Linked DNA regions of Homo sapiens: all the other regions are linked to region 2. A link is a contact called in ENCODE Hi-C or POLR2A ChIA-PET data. All regions are on one chromosome and are shown on one strand. Each heading gives the region's core, a stretch centred on a gene start or an enhancer-like site at or near the end of the contact. The rest is flanking DNA. Distances are from core to core; before and after follow the strand shown. Region 1 overlaps MTMR2 (myotubularin related protein 2). Region 2 overlaps MAML2 (mastermind like transcriptional coactivator 2). Region 3 overlaps MAML2 (mastermind like transcriptional coactivator 2).

Region 1 (4,074 bases), core at 193-2,692, 160 kb before region 2:
TAAGTTTTCGTAATGATTCTCTCATAACATGAATATTGTGGATATCCAGGAAAACTAGTTCAGCATTTTGATAGGCATCTTCACTTTCATAACCTCCACCCTTTGCCTGGAAAAAAGCACACATCATGGAAAATCATAAATGAATGCACATCTGTAAACAAGTGACATAAAATATCCAATAGCATAAAAGATGATACATATTACTGGAGACAAGGAAAACTCCACAGGAAAATGTGGATGGCTCAGGACAACTTATTTAGCACAACCACTCGCTTTCTTGTGTTCTTCTTTACAAAATGAATATATACGTAGTCTGACTTGCCCATATGGCCATTATTAAAATTAAATATGAAACACATAGGAAGGTATTTAAACACTGTAAAGCACTAAATTTTCCCAGCCCATACGCCAAGTCCTACCCAAACATAAGTTCTTACAGATGACTTCCTTTCATATATACTGAAATTACCAGACTGTAAGTTTCATGTGCTGAGACCACATGTCTGGTTCACCTATGCTTCTTCACCTCCCTGCCTCTTCACCTCATTTTAATCTTCATATCTGAGAAATAAACTCTTTGCAATCAAAATGACCTGCTTCTTTTTTAACCACATAATTCTCTTTAAATAAAAAGACAGAACAAGGATAAAAGCACAGAATGCTATCATCATCAATGTTCTCAAAGACTTAAATCTACATCTACAAAATAGAATGAGAAAATATTTGGTGTTCAAAATAAGCTATGGCTAGAAAGAAGAACCTTATTTTTCTGGACTTAATCTTTTTATATTTCATGAATAAAATATTCTATCTCCTACCTAACTCGTGTAAAATTATACTTCTTAGAGCCCTAATAGAAACAAATTAGGAAAATACTGGAGCAGTAAATTATACAAAATTAAGTGATTATATGACCCACACCTTTGAAACAACAAAACCACCAACTCATAACCAGCAACAAACTACTGAAAGAACAGAAGTTCAGCTTCCTTTCTGACACTGAGAGTCTGGGAAATCGTTTGGCACAATTATAGAATTTACAGTATTTCAAGGGATACCTGTTAAAGATTACTTCTGAAGAGTGGGAATAAGACAGGAACTTTCAATTCAAATTTGTTGCAACATTCTAGAAAGACAGCAGTGGTAACAACTATACAGAACCTGTCACCGAAACACATAGAATAAAAATGCCCTGGATTCAGGTAGTGGCATGGTTGTACAACTTTGTGAATATACTAAAAGCACTGAAATGTACACTTGAAAAGATGAGCGCTTTTCAGTAATGGTACCTGCTGCTGTAGTTATGTCTTCTCTCTCCTTCCCTCCTCCTATAGATTTGGTCAACTGAACCAAAATTTCAATTTCCACAATGCTAATATTTATTCTGCTGGAACAATCAGCTACAGCTAACTGCCAATTCTTCAGTCTGAATAACTTGTTCAGGTGGAGGACGGTCAGAAGAGGGCACCACTAGTCACCGAGAACACTAGTTCGCTATTCCTAGAGCAGTACTATACAGGGACTTCAGTGAGTCATAAGCTCAGTTAGTTGTCAACTTTGGAGAAGTGGGAAGCTAAGAATAACTGAACACCTAGTTATTATGTAAGTAAGCAAAAGTTTATGCATTATTTTTTATTAAATGATTTTTGCTCCCAAAACAACACTGTTAACTATTATTATTCTCATTTTTACCAATAAACAAATTGAGGTCTAAAGAGGTTAAATAACTAACTCAAAATCACACCATCAAGTTGAAGAGCCAAGACAAGAACCTATATGTTTACCACTGTAGAGCCTGAGCTCTTTTTACTACACTGTGGCCCTGCCAAACTCAGCTGATTCATGAAACCATAATTATAATTACTAAGAGACCATCTGACCTTGTTGGCAACAGCATTAACACTTGGCCGGGCATCAAATATAAAGATTTTGTGAGACTGGGCATTGGAATCCATGATAGCTTGAAGGTATTTTTCATCTTCTTTGCTTCGCTTTCCACTCACTCCAACCATGGGCTGGCTACACCGAGTGATTGTGGCTTGACTTTCAGGATGAATCCATGATAAAACCTTAATGAGGAAAAAATGGTAACACACCTTTTACATACTTCTCTGTTTATAATTCTCAAAAACAGTACTCAGTAAAGCTCTGCTTTCTAATTGGATCCAAAGCCTGGCCATGAAAGGACATCTGAGGCTGCTAAGAAAAATCATCACCTTTCCTTCAAGCCAATTCTGGGATGTGGAAAACTTGGTCTAATTCTTTAGTCAGATACTGATTTAGGAAAGTATTTGATTATTGGGAAATGTTATCTCCTGAAAAAAATACTGTGAAACAGGGCTAAGTAAACCCCACTTAATATATTAGTAAAACTGCTCAGTTCTAAAAGCCTTTAGAATCTATGAATTTTGTACCTAAAATTATTTAAGCTCATCTTTCTAAGATCCAGTTATAAATCTGTAAGGTGTTCTTTCTAGGACTTAAAAAAAAAAAAGAACATTTATCATCATGACTAAAGAATATACAATAAGATAAATAAATAGTGACTAATACACACAGCAAACTTTTTCAGTGAAGAATCATGCAATTCTGTGCAGTTATCTAATACCCATATCACACTCTCTGGAAGCCTCTTTAAGTCTTTCTTCCAGTTTTAACTTTACTAAATAAATCAATCTCCAATATCCCCATGAAAGACCTGCTGCTGTAGCTATTTATATCCTGAATCCATTCTCCTACTCATTAATCTCAGCATTATGTTGAGTAAAAAAGCACTTGCAAAGGCTCATCCAAACTTCCTACTTACTGGGATACGGCCTCTTGATCTGAAGGATGCCACTCTCTTTAATTCTTCATCAGGAATATTTGCTGGCACAACCAGGAGGGCAGGGTATGTATCACAAAGTTCATATCGTTCATTTATCTTTGTTATTCTCCAGCTTTCATTTGGAATTCCCTACATGTGAAATGAAACATAAGACAAATTACTATATAACTAAAATATTAAACGACACCAGGACAGAAGCCATCCTGTTCAATCTCTCTGACCTCTACTATCCATCTCCTAAAGTGTTGGGATAGTTGTTGTCAGCCTGTGGTATCAGGCTTTCAGGATTAGATATTCTAATGTAGGGATACGTATTCATTTGTGGAACCCAATTTGATGTTAATATAACAGACATTAATTCACTAAATATTCAGTGTGGACCTGTGCTAAGCATATTCAGGAGGTGGAAGGAAACAGTAAGACTTCAAATATTCCTTTTTTTTTTTTTTTTTTTTTTTTTGAGACAGAGTCTCACTCTGTCGCCCAGGCTGGAGTGCAATGGTGCGATCTCAGCGCACTGCAACCTCCGCCTCCTGGGTTCAAGTGAATCTCCTGCCTCAACCTCCTGAGTAGCTGGGACTACAGCCGTACGCCACCATGCTGGGCTAATTTTTGTATTTTTTAGTAGAGACGGGGTTGGCCAGGATGGTTTCAATCTCCTGACCACCTACCTTGGCCTCCCAAAGTGCTGTGATTATAGGCATGAGCCACCACACCTGGCCAAATGTTCCTATTCTTTATTTATTTATTTATTTTTTTGGAGACAGAGTTTCGCTCTTGTTGCCCAGGCTGGAGTGCAATGGCGCGATCTTGGCTACTGCAACCTCTGCCTCCCGGGTTCAAGCAATTCTCCTGCCTCAGCCTCCCAAGTAGCTGGGATTACAGGCATGCGCCACCATGCCCGGCTAATTTTGTATTTTTAGTAGAGACAAGGTTTCACCATGTTGGTCAGGCTGGTTGCGAACTCCTGACCTCAGGTGATCCGCCTGCCTCAGCCTCCCAAAGTGCAGGGTCTCATTCAGTTTGACTGGATGATTGACTTTGTTGCCATTCATCTATACAAATAAATATCAGAAGTCAGGCACCAAGTGTCCACCAGAGTGCTACATGCACAGCTATCGCTTACATACGTAAAGTACATTTTTCACTGAGGTATTATAATACTAATGGATGTTGCTAATCTAAAATATATTAGAAAAGTAAGGGAGGAATGCAAGGCAAAATGACAACAGGCAACAGGCAAGAAA
Region 2 (3,942 bases), core at 604-3,103:
TACAGGGGCAGATTGGCCATTCCCCAGTCCCTTCCTACTTTTATATGTAGGGGACACTTAACAAGAGACAGGTCCTTGGGTTAGACAGAATCACTTCTGGGATCAAGTGGAACATTCATAGTTACCTGTAGACCAGGTAGGGGCATAGGATGCTGACAGAGGCTACATTTTAGATTTCTTGAGGTACAAACAGTCCCTACTCAACTTCCCTGATTACAATGTAGATGAGTTAAGAATAGTGGCGAATGAAAAAAGAGAGAACAATAGAGACACATAGTATTTTGAACCAAAAAGTTATATACAGATGTAAAACACAAGAAAAGTTGCTTCATGCAGACACATCAAAAAACTATAGCAGATTGCATTTGTTAGAAAGAGAGAGAAAGAGAGACAGAGAAATATTTTTGCCTGGGGATAGTAAGCATAATCTGAGAATATCACTAACAGTTTTAGTTGTTCTATATTAGTACTTTCATATAAGTATATATTTTAAAAGTAATTTCATGATGATGCAATTATGTTTAGAAGAAATTCAGAGTTTTATAAGGTCACTTTAATCCAGAAAAATATTCTTTAAAGTTTAAAAATACTGTTTTTTTCCTCCTTTAAAATGTTCCATTGATATTTTATTGCAGTAAAATATTCAAAAATGGTTATGCTTACTATTTCTCATCAGTCAGAATGGCTCTTATTAAAAAGTCAAAATATAATACATGTTGATGAGGTTGCAGAGAAAAGGGAATGCTTATGCACTGCTGGTGGGAATTGTAGTTCAGCCACTGTGGAAAGCAGTTTGGAGATTTCTCAAGGAACTAAAAATAGAACTACCATTTGACCCAGCAATTCTATTACTGAGTATCTACCTTAAAGGAAAATAAGTCATTCTACCAAAAAGCCACCTGCACTTATATGTTCATTGCAACACTGTTTACAAAAGCAAAGACATGGAACCAACCAAGGTATCTACCAATGTTGAATTAGTAAGAAAATATGGTACATATACACCATGAAATACTACATAGCCATAAAAAAGAATTAAATCACGTCCTTTTGTAGCAACATGGATGCAGCTGGAGGCCATTCTTGTAAGTGAATGAACACAGAAAGAAAAACCAAATACCATATGTTCTCACTTATAAGTGAGAGCTAAACATTGAGTACACATGGACATAAAGCTGGGAACAACAGACACTGGGGACTCCAAAAGGGGGAGGGTGGGAGAGAGGCTGGGGCAGACAAAGTACCCATTGGGTACTATGTTCACTATTTGGGTGACGGGATCAATAGAAGCCCAAACCTCATCATCATGCAATATAACCATGGAGCAAATCTGCACATGTACCCCTTGAATCTAAAAACAAGCAAACAAAAAAATGGTTATATAAAAGTCTGCAAGCTGTAATCAATGACAGAATAAATGGAATTTTTTTTCTTAGCCTTTAGGAAAATGCCAAGACATATTCCCACCTCTCACATGAGTTGGTGGTTTAAGAATTTGGTTTGCAAAACACAATTTAATATTTTATTTATAGAAGTCAAGAGAAATGGTAACAATTTAAAATTTTGATTCTTGAATATCTGTGCTTGTTAAAAAGAAAAGGTGTGTGGGTGTGTTGAAGGGTTTTTATTCCATTACTACCATAAAATCTACTTTTATTTACGTCTTTTAGAATCAAACTTTTAAAACATTTGCTAAAATTTCATAAATCTCATATGCCAAAATTCAGCTGAGCCAAACTCTTAGTTACCTGTTCTCCGTTTTTGAGCTGCAGTAGCATTTGGTAAACAGAATGCCCAGAACCTCCTCTGAAAGCACCACTAGCAGGCACTGTGAGAGCATTTTCATTCAAGTTCATTCGACTTGGGCAAAAAGAGAACAGCGGCTTACATCAACTGAGGATCAGTGAACACAATCTCATAGCAACAGACACCAAAACAGTCCCTCATTACAAGCCTTGTCCAACAATCAAGTCTTTAACGAGAACAAAGGTTGACAGTGATTAATCATTAAGCGGTTCCCTGTTCCTTGCTGCACGTGTTCACAGCAGCCTCCTACAGAGGCAGTCTGGCATATTTCCTGTCTCTGTGCTCCACTGTGCCATGTCTGAAGGGACGCCCAGGCAGCCTTCTCACTATTTTAATTTCAAATGCTACAAACATCTACAGAGTCTCTATGTGCACATGTCTTGACTTTTATTCTGAGCCTGGCAGACTCTGAATGGATATAGGGAGTATGAACATAATAAGCCGTTAACTCCACATCTGCTTACTAGATTATGTTCAAAGACAGTATAAGAAATTGATTAAACACTGTTTTCTAGAATAAACCTTTGAAATCTGTTTGTTTCCTTAAGCAACACAATGATAAGTTGCTATAATTTAGTTGTGCAGTGAACAGAAGATACCTTCACTACTGTTTCTACATAAAAATAGCTTCTGTGTTGTCAAAGCACCATGCTTTGACAAGCAACAAAAACATTTTCAGAAACCTCTTTCAAATAATTCTGTTTCACAAGGCAACAGAATTATAAAGTCAACTAATGCTGCCACCATTTTATTCAATGTTCCCTTTTCCTGTGTCTTTTTTATGACCTGTCTGGGCATTATCTATCTTAGTTGGTCATGCAATAGCATATGTATTCACCTTAACAGACTAACTTGGAGGGTTTTTATTTTCTCTCTTTCAACATGTACATTTCACTGATGACCATGTTGCCTGTAAACTGCTAGGAGCTCAGGTGAAAAGAGAGAGTTATGAGATACAGATTTCTGAGAGGTGAGGGGCAAGGGTTAATTGAAATTTTTAAAATGATCAAGGGAAGTAGGTTATGTATCAACAAACATATTGTTTTTCCAATAACAAATGTCACATTTAAGAACAACAAAATGAGATAACCCTAAGCATTCTTTGTATCTATTCACTTCTCTCTTCAAAGTAATCAGAATTAAGTAATGTGAGGTCTCCAGTAGCTCATGTAGTAGATTATAACTAGTCCATCTACAATATAAAAGCTAAAGTATAAAATCCAACCACAAAGTGATACAGGACTGCTAGGAAGGGAAGAGTGTGGTCCCTTTAAATGACATGGAATGGGGGAAGCAAAGTACTGGGTAGAGAAAGGCAGGTCCCTGGCAAGGGCTCCACTCCAACGACCTAGGTGAGGACAGGCACTTCCTGCCCAAATGTTGCATTTCCCAAGACCACCTGGGCCTGCCACAACCCCATCCTGGGCCTATAAAAACCCCAGACCCTAGCAGTAGACACAAAGGCAGCCAGACGTCGAGAGGAGCACACTGGCAGAGGAGCACACGCACAAGCACTGGCGCCTGCAGGCCGTCAGCAGGACACTGGCGGGACGAGGTGGGGCTGTTGGAGGAGAGCCAGGGCCACCGAGCAGCCCACCTCCAGGGAAAGAGCATCTTCCTTCTGGTTCCTCCATCTGCTGAGAGCTACTTCCACTAAATAAAACTTTGCATTCTTTCTTCAAGCCCACGTGTGATCTGATTCTTCCTGTACACCAAGGCAGGAACCCAGGATACAGAAAGCCCTCTGTCCTTGTGATAAGGAAGGGGATCTAATTGAGCTGGTTAACACAAGCCACCTATAGACAGCAAACTAAGAGAGCACGCTGTAACACATGCCCACTGGGGCTTCAGGAGCCGTAAACATTCACCCCTAGACATGGCCGTGGGGTCGCAGCCCCACAGCCTGCCTGTATGTATGCTCCCTTAGAGGTTTGATCAGCGGGGCACTGATGAAGCGAGCCACTTCCCCATCTCACACCCTGCGAGGGGGACAAGGGAATCTTTCTTGTCTCAAAAGTATAAAATATGCAATTCTCCCAGTATACTCAGCATTTTAGTATACAGCTGCAGTTTCTTTAAACTGAGTATATTCACTGAGGAATGGGAAATGACAATGCCACTCTACGAACAAAAAGA
Region 3 (3,811 bases), core at 1,031-3,530, 260 kb after region 2:
GGACTCCACCCCCACGGACCTAGGTGAGGACAGGCATTTTTGTTTTCCTGCCCAAATGCTACATTTCCCAAGACCACCCAGGCCCCCATCCTGTGCCTATAAAAACCCGAGACCCTAGCAAGGCAGAGACAGAAGCAGCTGGACGTGGAGAGGAGCACATTGGCAGAGGAACACACAAGCGGCTAGACGTTGAGTGGAACTCACCAGCAGGCACCAGCAGGCCACTGACGGGCAAAACAACACAGAGTTTGGCTGGGGCAGTTGGAGGAGCGCTCGGCCCCCAAGCGGCCCAACTTATGGGGAAAATCATCTCCCTTATGGCTCCCCCATCTGCTGAGAGCTTCTTCCACTCAATAAAACCTTGCACTCATTCTCCAAGCCCACGTGTGATCTGATTCTTCCACTACACCAAAGCAAGCACCCCAGGATACAGAAAGCCCTCTGTCTTTGCCACAAGGTAGAGGGTGTAATTAAGCTAGTTAACACAAGCTGCCTTTGGATGGCTACACTAAAAGAGCACCCTGTAACACATGCCTACTGGGGCTTCAAAAGCTGTAAACATTCACCCCTAGACACTGCCCTGGTGTTGGAGCCCCACAGCCTGCCCGTATGTATGCTCCCTTAGAGGCCTGAGCAGCAGGGCACTGAAGAAACGAGCCACTTCCCCATCGTACACCCTGCGAGGGGGACAAAGGAACTTTTCCCATTTCACCTCCTCTGTCAGTACCAAGCTGGTCTGTATGAGGACGGCAGTCTTTGAAAAACAACATATTGGCCAGGCGTGGTGGCTCACACCTGTAATCCCAGCACTTCGGGAGGTCGAGGTGGACAGATCACGAGGTCAGGAGATTGAGACCATCCTGGCTAACACGGTAAAACCCCATCTCTACTAAAAATACAAAAAAATTAGCTGGGCGTGGTGGTGGGCACCTGTAGTCCCAGCTACTCGGGAGGCTGAGGCAGGAGAATGACATGAACCCAGGAGGCGGAGCTTGCAGTGAGCCGAGATGGCACCACTGCACTCCACCCTGGGCAACAGAGTGAGACTCCGTCTCAAAAAAAAAAAAAGAAAAACAACATATTGGTGCGATTCTGAGCTTCACTGACAAAGTGAAATTGACTACCTCTCTAACTGATTAACTATATCTCAATTTCAAATACTGACCACAAAGGTAGAATCTAATTATGAACTGACATATTAAGACCTAGGTGCTTAAATGGTAGGATGTACTTATTCTAGGCTTCCTGTGCTATGACAGGCTTTTACTCTTATGTGGTTAGGTATGTTTCCAGGGACATGCCTCGGTGAATATCACACATGGAAATGTGGTTAATAATGAGCCCCTTCTGTGATGGAATTATTATTCAAGGTATATAAATTTAGAAATACGTGAGGCTTAATAAAACATAACGTTATTGAGAAGTAAATCTCCCATTGAGCAAATCATACATTATTTCACATAATAGGTCCACAGATATTTTTAAGAGAGTGAATGAAAGGCCATGTAGCCTGCTGAGGAACAGTATGTCCCTAATGTATAGTTTTATATATGTGTAAAACCTAGGAGAAAATAAAGCAGATTTCCTTGCAGAGGTAGCAAAATTGTCAGCTACTTGGACTTTCAGGGAAAATACACAGTATTTGAAGAAAACAATAGTGGAGTCAGTGCCAAGCTGATGAGTAAAGTACAGAAACACATTATAATGGAGATGAGCTGGTTTAAATAAGCCCTAAGACAATCAAAAAATTATGTCTCCACTAAACAAAATTTCTATCCCACATATTAAGACTGTGACACAAATAGACAAAAGAGAGGAAATACATGATTATAGATGCTTAATTCGGCCAACACAAACACAGCATATCCATTTCAACACTGTGTGGAATTATTCAGCTTCTAGCTAGGGGAAAAAAGAAAAAAAGCATCAGGAAAAACAAAAACAAAAACAAAATCAAAATCCTTTCCTACAGTTCCCTCAAGGCAACCAGAAAGTGAAACTTAATTAAACAAGTGAAATGTAATTACCTAATGCTTACCGCACATGGTGCTGATTTTCACTTCACATTCTAGGTTCATTATTAACGGGCTGGTGCTGCCCAGAGGTAGGAATAAAAATTCTATGTAGGGGTAACCATTGGCAGGGAGCAAGAGAAGGAAAGTGCTACCTGTTCTGACCTCCCTACAGGGGCTCAATTCCTCCAGTCACTAGTTTCAGCTAGTCACACTTCAGGCTGAGACTGTGAGTAGAGTCTAATTATGGGAGGGCTGTCCCTCAAGCATGGTGGGAGGTAACCCCACTCTCTGGAGGAAGCTGAATCTGAATCTGGGGTTTTTTACACCTCTCAGGACCTCACTGTGATTGCTCACTCAGCCCACTTGCTATTTTCATGCACTGTTTAGAACAACTCAGCAGTTTCTTTTATAGGAAGAGGCATTTGACATAAGGCACCTGTTGAAACAATTTGAAATGTGATTTCATCATGACTCTGGAAACATGGAGATGGCTTTCTTTTGTTGACAGGTACATACATTCAGAACCAGAAGGATGCCATCTCTGCTCTCTATGATTTCATTTTATTATGAAGTTTGATGCTATAATGGTATTTGGATATCTTTATTTAACTTTGTATTTCCCTTTCTACCATAGCATCTTTAAGCATACATCTTAAAAAGTAGGCTGGGTGCACTGACTCATACCTGTAATCCCAGCACTTTGGAAGGCTGAGGAGGGAGAGTCACTTGAGTCCAGGAGTTCGAGAGCAGCCTGGGCAACATAGCAAGACCCTGGTCTTGACAAAAAATAAAATAAAAATTTCAAAATTAGCCAGGTATGGTGGTGTACTCCTGTAGTCCTAGCTACTCCAGAGGCTGAAGTGAGAGGATGGCTTGAGCCCAGGAGTTTGAGGTTACAGTGAGTTATGATCACACCACTCCAGCCTGGTGAGAGAGGGAGACCCTGTCTCAAAGCAAAAAAGTAAGTAAATATTTTTCCTACCTATGTGGCTTCCAAGGAACAAACATTTGAAAAATCAAAAACCCTACTTACAAGGAAAATTGGTATATGATATGGTTTGGCTGTGTCCCCACCCAAATTGCATCTTGAATTGTAGTTCCCCTAATTCCTATCTGTCATGGGAGGGACCCAGTGGGAGGTAATTGAATCATAGGGGTGAGTCTTTCCCATGCTGTTCTCGTGATAGTTAATAAGTCTCACGAGATCTGATGGTTTTATAAAGGGGAGTTCCCCTGCACACGATCTGTTGTCTGCCGCCATGTAAGATGTGACTTTGCTCCTCATTTGCCTTCTGCCATAACTGTAAGGCCTCCCTCACTATGCAGAACTGTGAGTCAATTAAAACTCTTTCCTTTATAAATTACCCAGTCTTAAGTATGTCTTTATTGGCAGCAAGAGAAGAGATTAATACAGTATATACATCAAGCAAACACTAAATTGCTCGAATAAATGCATATTTGGATTAGAATAAATCTCTAAAACTGAGAAACATACTCAGAAAGTTATGAAACAATATAATGTTGGCATCATAATCCACTTCATTCATATACCATGGAAATGACTTGGTTATTTTTATTGGAACTGCTAGAGGGAATCAAATATGCACAGACTTTTGAGAAATTTCAAGTTGCCTGTTATTGAAGATGATTAAGACGGATGACTTCATGGTGGGCATACTGCATCAGGTAAGGGATTGAACTAGGTTTCCTCTTAGCTCTTTTCCAAAGTGTCTATGGTTCTGTGAATCTGGTGAGATTTCTATGGTAGAAAGTCACATGAATCATCATTGTAGGTT

Evidence for each region. A loop is a pair of places that touch in the nucleus more often than their neighbours do. ChIA-PET counts read pairs that join two places held with the same protein, here RNA polymerase II (POLR2A). Pooled maps may share reads with other maps.
Region 1: a map of prostate gland shows a loop between it and region 2 (2.6-fold over the local background). The contact joins two enhancer-like sites. A Hi-C loop is called at or near these places in 5 of 168 maps with a recorded cell type or tissue (Caco-2, esophagus muscularis mucosa, naive thymus-derived CD4-positive, alpha-beta T cell and 2 more), 3 of 37 single-sample maps with no recorded cell type and 14 of 50 pooled maps.
Region 3: a loop to region 2 is called in a map with no recorded cell type, with 6 times the contacts of the local background. The contact joins two enhancer-like sites. A Hi-C loop is called at or near these places in 6 of 168 maps with a recorded cell type or tissue (CD4-positive, alpha-beta T cell, CD4-positive, alpha-beta memory T cell, CD8-positive, alpha-beta T cell and 1 more), 15 of 37 single-sample maps with no recorded cell type and 17 of 50 pooled maps. POLR2A ChIA-PET finds 5 or more read pairs at or near these places in 2 of 52 experiments (CD4-positive, alpha-beta T cell and activated CD4-positive, alpha-beta T cell).

What each region holds. Positions count from the first base shown.
Region 1 is chr11:95,847,794-95,851,867 of GRCh38, forward strand. MTMR2 (myotubularin related protein 2) reads right to left here. Exons shown (of 15, transcript NM_016156.6): 8 at 2,807-2,956; 9 at 1,881-2,069; 10 at 1-106. Among named protein-coding and RNA genes, the nearest start is that of CEP57, 59 kb to the left of the region's middle. Within about 2 kb of position 1,443, at least 3 of the 41 ENCODE cell types and tissues checked have a DNase peak (open chromatin) inside an H3K27ac peak, as active enhancers do.
Region 2 is chr11:96,010,363-96,014,304 of GRCh38, forward strand. All of the region lies in intron 2 of MAML2 (mastermind like transcriptional coactivator 2), which reads right to left. Among named protein-coding and RNA genes, the nearest start is that of MTMR2, 88 kb to the left of the region's middle. RefSeq lists an enhancer at 1,675-2,278. Within about 2 kb of position 1,854, at least 17 of the 41 ENCODE cell types and tissues checked have a DNase peak (open chromatin) inside an H3K27ac peak, as active enhancers do; they include CD8-positive, alpha-beta T cell, where a contact is called at or near this core.
Region 3 is chr11:96,265,516-96,269,326 of GRCh38, forward strand. All of the region lies in intron 1 of MAML2 (mastermind like transcriptional coactivator 2), which reads right to left. Among named protein-coding and RNA genes, the nearest start is that of MIR1260B, 74 kb to the right of the region's middle. Within about 2 kb of position 2,281, at least 7 of the 41 ENCODE cell types and tissues checked have a DNase peak (open chromatin) inside an H3K27ac peak, as active enhancers do; they include CD8-positive, alpha-beta T cell, where a contact is called at or near this core.